Linked DNA regions of Homo sapiens: region 1 is linked to region 2. The links are chromatin contacts, found by Hi-C or POLR2A ChIA-PET in ENCODE. All regions are on one chromosome and are shown on one strand. The core of a region is the stretch at or near the end of the contact, and the rest is flanking DNA. Distances in the headings are between cores, read along the strand shown. Region 1 holds the start of PRKCZ (protein kinase C zeta). Region 2 overlaps CFAP74 (cilia and flagella associated protein 74).

What was found. A loop is a pair of places that touch in the nucleus more often than their neighbours do. ChIA-PET counts read pairs that join two places held with the same protein, here RNA polymerase II (POLR2A). Pooled maps may share reads with other maps.
Region 1: a loop to region 2 is called in a map of dorsolateral prefrontal cortex, with 7 times the contacts of the local background. The contact joins the promoter of PRKCZ here to the enhancer-like site in region 2. A Hi-C loop is called at or near these places in 96 of 168 maps with a recorded cell type or tissue (A673, CD14-positive monocyte, CD4-positive, alpha-beta T cell and 55 more), 36 of 37 single-sample maps with no recorded cell type and 47 of 50 pooled maps. POLR2A ChIA-PET finds 5 or more read pairs at or near these places in 10 of 52 experiments (A549, H1, HEK293 and 5 more).

What each region holds. Positions count from the first base shown.
Region 1 is chr1:2,049,137-2,051,836 of GRCh38, reverse strand. It overlaps PRKCZ (protein kinase C zeta), which reads right to left and starts at 1,426. Exons shown (of 18, transcript NM_002744.6): 1 at 1,136-1,426. The coding sequence starts at 1,206. It overlaps PRKCZ-DT (PRKCZ divergent transcript), which reads left to right and starts at 1,767. Exons shown (of 3, transcript NR_135509.1): 1 at 1,767-1,969; 2 at 2,171-2,239; 3 at 2,369-2,636. RefSeq lists a silencer at 1,239-1,848.
Region 2 is chr1:1,958,799-1,961,498 of GRCh38, reverse strand. CFAP74 (cilia and flagella associated protein 74) reads left to right here. Exons shown (of 39, transcript NM_001304360.2): 15 at 1,469-1,535; 16 at 2,290-2,379. LOC107984872 (a long non-coding RNA gene) reads right to left here. Exons shown (of 3, transcript XR_007065354.1): 3 at 2,469-2,597. Among named protein-coding and RNA genes, the nearest start is that of TMEM52, 41 kb to the right of the region's middle. RefSeq lists enhancers at 918-1,623, 2,569-2,700. Within about 2 kb of position 1,283, at least 2 of the 41 ENCODE cell types and tissues checked have a DNase peak (open chromatin) inside an H3K27ac peak, as active enhancers do; they include HCT116 and dorsolateral prefrontal cortex, where a contact is called at or near this core.

The DNA.
Region 1 (2,700 bases), core at 177-2,676, 90 kb before region 2:
CTCCTCAACAAACCCGGGGCCAAGCAGCCCCAGATGGCTGACCCGAGACCCCAAGACAAGGTTCGCAGGAAGCTGAACCCGCTCAGACTCGCAGGGCACCATAGAGACCCCCGGGGCACTGTCCTGAGAGGACGTGGCCCGGGGAAGTTGTCACCCGCCTAACCCTGCCGGCCGTCCCTGCCTCTGGGGCTCAGGTTGCCCACGCTGTAGCTGAGGACGCACCGGGGCAGGAGCAGCTTTTCGAGATCCCAAGGACCAGCCAGTGCAAGTCCGGAGCCCGCATTCTGCTCCCCTCCCTCTCTGCAGCAGCAGCCACCCTCGCGGGAGCGGAGGTCCCAGTTCGGGGCTCCTGGAGACGCGCACAGGTGGAAGAACAAACCCACGGGTCCTCCCCTCCCCACCGCCCACACTTCGGGGGGCAGCGACCCCTCCGCTGTGCCTGTGAGCCCGGCCACCTGGTGCAGCCCCCGCCACCCCCAGCAGCGCTGCCCCGAGGCGGCGGCCAAGAGTCCAGGACCCCTCCGCTCCAGCACCTGACCGCGCCCCCTCCCACAGCCAGGCAAGGGCCTCCGGGGGGCGGGTGCGACGCAAACCCCAGGGTCAGTCTCGGCCCCACCGTCTCCTCCAGAAACCCCTGTCCCCGCCCGACCGCCCCGAGCCCTGCCGGGGGCTGCATTGGAGCCACAGCGCCCGCGCCCCGGGTCTCCGGATTTTGGCTAAAGCGAGACCCCCGACCGGGTAAACGTGGAGAACGTTTAGGAAACGCTGATTTTAAGAAACCCGCCAGGAGTTTTCACAACTTGATGAAAACTTTCAGTCCTTACAGGTTTGCGGCCGGAACGTCCCCGCCCAACTTTCCAGCGAAAACGTCTACCACAATGACCGGGCCGAGGAGCTCGCGGCGCGGGGCCGACCCCAGGGAAACCCGGTCCCGGGGAAGGAGCCCGCGCTGTCCACGACGTGTCCGCGGGTGACGCTCACGGGCGGGGACCGAGGACCTCCCGCGACAGCCCCGGGCCCGCAGCGACCTCGCCGCCCCTTCCCTCTCTCCCTCTCGCGCAGGAGCCCCGACGGCTGAGCCCTCCCCGCCCTCCCTGCCTCACCCGCGCCGCTCCCCGCCCTCTCCGCCGCTCACCCCCCGTAATGCGCCTTGAGGCGGACGCGGCCGCCGCTCCCTTCCATCTTGGGGCCGGTCCTGCTGGGCATGGCGCGCTCCCCCCGCCGCCGTCAGCGCTGCGCCCCGGGAGCTCCGGCCATGGCGCGGGGCGGGGGCTCCAGGTGGGGCCGCGGCGGAACGCGGAAGGCAGCGCTCAGGACCGACGGCGCCGACCCGGTCAACTCCGCGGAACTCCGGCGGCGCGCGGGGCGGGAGCGGGGGGCGCGCGGGGCGGGACCGTCCGGCGGGGGCGGGGGGCGGTGTCCGAACATGGCGGACCGAGGTGGAGCCAGCGGCCAATCCGCGGGGCGGGCGGTCCCGGGGCGGGCGGTGGCACCTGCGGCCAATGAGGGCGAGGCGGGGCCGCCACCTGGGCCAATCCTCGGGGGACACCCGGCCGCGGCCCAATGGCGAGGCGCGGGCGGGGCTACCTGTCGGGCGGGGCTACCTGTTGGGCGGGGCGCGGCGCACCTGCGCCAATGGGACCGCGCGCGGCGCGGCTCTGCCCGGCAACCGGAGGGGCCCCGGCCTCTGGGACGGAGCGGCGCCCCCGGGAACTCGCTGGAAACGCGAGTTCTCGGCCTTCGCCCAGACCCTCCGAATCGAAACTCCTGCGGCGCGCGCTGCCAGCCCGAGGGCCCCGCCGTCCAGGGGTCCCCTGACATCTCACACTTGCGGACTGAAGCTGCGAGGAGCGGAGAACCCGGCCAGGGTCACGGACGGGAGCGTCCGGACTCGGGTTCTCTGGGCCCCAGCCCCCACTCCGCCCCCAGCGAATCCAAGGTCCCCTGTAGGGAAGGGCCGTCCACACTCGTGAGTGCAACCGCTCACTTCGCCCAGGTCAAGGACGCGGCATTGGCCCGAGTCGCCCATGACCTTCATTTCTGAAGCCACAGCCTCTCGGGCCTTACTCGAGGGGCTTGATCTGGACAATCGCCCTCCAGGCCCCTCCACCGCCGCCCAGCTCCCTGCCTCCTGGGCTCCTCCCCTGAAAATACGGTTTTCCCTGATCAGCCCATCCCTTACTGGCTGCATCCACTGAAGCCCAGACCTGCTGCCTGCAGGACCTCACCCAGGCACCAGGTGGACACCCAGACCCAGTTCCTGGCCTCGGCCCCTCTCCCCTGAGAGTGGACCTGCTCAGGCCACGCCCTCACACCCCTCACCCAGACACAGCCACCAGGACTTCAGCCACGTGCTTTCATCCCGCAGGTCGTGCCTGGCGCCTCCTTGATGCCAGGCCCTGGGGAGACCTGTGGCCACAGAACCCATGTTCTCCCTGGAGATGGACAGGAGGCCCCTCTCCTACGCAGAAGCTGTCGTTTTTTCTTCTTAAACACCGTTTGCCCCTCCCTCCACCCACCGAGCCATCTCTGCCCCTCTCTACAGCAAAGCTTCCGCCAAGCCGGCCCTGCTCCCTGTCTACCTCTCCTGCCACCACCCACTCACACGTTTTAAATACAAGCCGTCGGTTCTCAGACGTTTTCTCTTTTTTTCTTTCTTTTTCTTTTTTTTGAGATGGAGTTTCGCTCTTGCTGCCCAGG
Region 2 (2,700 bases), core at 34-2,533:
TCTCTCAACAGGTTGAGGCCACCACTCTCCTGCCCTCTGCCTCTTGTTGCTGGAGTGGGAGGTGGCCTCGGTCCAGGTGCTGGTTTTTTTGGAGGATACCTGGCTTTCCGCCTGCTTGCTCTGAGATTCTCTCATCCTTAATGTCCCGCAGCTCTGCTGTGCGTCTGGTGTGGGCTGATTTTTCTTAGACCTCACTGTGCTGTTGAATCTGAAGATTCAGATCTTTGAACAATTTTGGGAACTTCTCAGCCCCAGCTCCCCAGGCATCGCCCCTCCCCCATTCATTCTCCGGCTCTGCCCTCCTGCTCCTCCTTTTGAAACCTCCCCGTCGGGTTGGAAATTTCTTGTCTCTTTTTCGCATTGGGTGGTGCTCTAGGTGCTGCTCGGTTCACCACTTGTCCCCTTAGTGCTGCTAATCAACGGTTGAAATTGCTCAGTAAGTTTCTTACTCAGCTGCCCTGTCTCTCATTTCTAAAAATGCCAAGTTCTGTTTTGGATGAGTCTGCATTTCTTGACAGTGTCTTGTTCTTTTCTCACGTCTGGAATTCTCTATTTCTGTCTCTAACCATTTTATCTATACGTCCTCTAACATCCCCACTCCACGCTTCTGTCATCTGAAGGGTTTGGAGCTCGGCCCTGCACTCTGCTGCTGGTTTATGTGAGGCACGCACGTCCACCCTCTCGGATTCTGCTCCTCTCCCCGGCAGCTCCATCCCGGGCTCTGTGCAGTCGGCACCAAAGCATTTCCCTCCCAATTGGAGGAGCTTTGGGTTTGCTTCTGCTGGTGCCGTGGGAATGTTGCCAGCCAGGGACACATTTTACATTAAAATTTTAGCTTGTGCATTTCTAAACCAAGCACATTAGGTAAAATCCAACCTTGTGAAATCAGCCTGGCGTCAGGAATTCCTTGGGGAGATGCTCCCTCACCCTGATCTGGGCCAAGACAGACCAGCTCCCTCAAGTGGCCTGTGCAGTAGGGGCTATTTTTGTGGTTCTTTCCCTGAAAGGGGCTGAGAGGGTCCCGAGGGTCCCAGCTGTCTCAGGACTCCCAGTTCCAGCTCTCTTCCTGGCTCCTGCCCACAGCCCCCTGGTCCCATATTGGTATCAAAGCCCTAGAGCCCCGGTCCCAGGCCTGGCACCTGTGCCCAGGGGAACTGTGGCCCTCTCCGACCCATGGGGTCCCATTTCCTGGCAGTTGGCCTGGGGACTTGCCTCACGCCTTCAGTGATTAACTCCCTCACTCCACAAACGTTCGCACACACTGGAGCGCCCCCTGCCTGCCAGGTACTGGCGGCAGCAGGGAATGCAGCAGATCCAGCACTCCCCGGGGTGAAGGCGGCTGGGCAGGGGGCCAGGCCCGGGATGGGGAGGAGGCCAGGAGGCCCAGCCTGACTGTGCTCTGGGTGGTGAGGCGAGCGTCTGCCCTCCGCAGCACTAACCCCCGTGTGCTATGGGTCACGTCCTGCAGCTTTGACCCCCCTGGCCCCCTGTCAGCCGGAATGTCCTGTGAAGTGCTTGTCACCTTCAAGCCGATGGTGAGTCAGAGGGGCCCGTTCTCTCTCGAAGGGGAGGTGGTGGTGGGTGGAGCCTGTGATCGGGCATGGTGGCGCAGAACATGATGGGGGAAGGATGCACTTGGCCTCTCAGTGAGGATCACGCAGGCCCCTGTTTTGCTATTTTACTTCCAAAAATACACTCAACATATTCCTGAATGCTGGGCAGAACCGCGGCGCAGCTCCTCTGGGTTAGTGGCCGAGGGCGTGCACTCTCGGGTCTAAGTCGGGAGGGCTGGGATGTTCCAGGAAGCTAGTGTCCAGCCCTCCTGAGATGCCCTCTACTGACTCTTTCCCCTGGGGTCACCCGAGCTGGGCAGGTGGCAGGCGGCCCTGGCCCAGGTAGCCACGGCACATGTAACAGGCTAAAGTTACAGGAGGGAGGGGTGTGGTGGCTTATGCCTGTAATCCCAGCACTTTGGGAGGCCAAGGCAGGAGGGTCGCTTGAGCCCAGAAGTTCAAGACCAGCCTGGGCAACATGGCGAGACCCCGTCTCTACAAAAAATACAATTAGCCAGATATGGTGGCGCATGCCTGTAATCCCAGCTAGTGGAGAGGCTGAGGTGGGAGGATCGCTTGGACCCCAGGTGGGGGTGGGTGGAGGGGGGTTGCAGTGAATCGAGCAGGTGCCACTGCACCCCAGCCTGGCCAACAGAGCCAGACCCTGTCCAAAAAAAAAACAAAACACACAAAAGTTGCAGAAGTGTATTGTGGTGGGGGTTGTTTTATGTTTTAGATAAACAAGGATCTAGAAGGAAATATCTCATTTTTGGCTCAGACGGGCGAGTTTTCAGTTCCACTGAAATGTTCAACAAAGAAATGTTCGGTGAGTTCAAAGGTGTCCGAGCCAGCATTTCTCGGGGCATGCTGGCTGGGAACCCCAGTGGGGGACGGCATCTCCTGGGAGGGGGTGCAGGTTGGCGGGGGGACCAGGTGGAAGCTCCAATCTTCACCAGGGGCTGAGCCCCTTCTTCCAACAGCAGCTCAGGTGGGCCTGAGCCGAACCTTAGGTGGGGTCTCGAACGTGGGGCACTCGGACCAGTGCTGGAAAAATGAGACAAACCCTGCTCTGTGTGGAGCCCAGACTGCAGGGCCTGTGGCTCAGGAAAACTTAACATTCATCTGCAGCTCTTGGGGGGATCCCGCC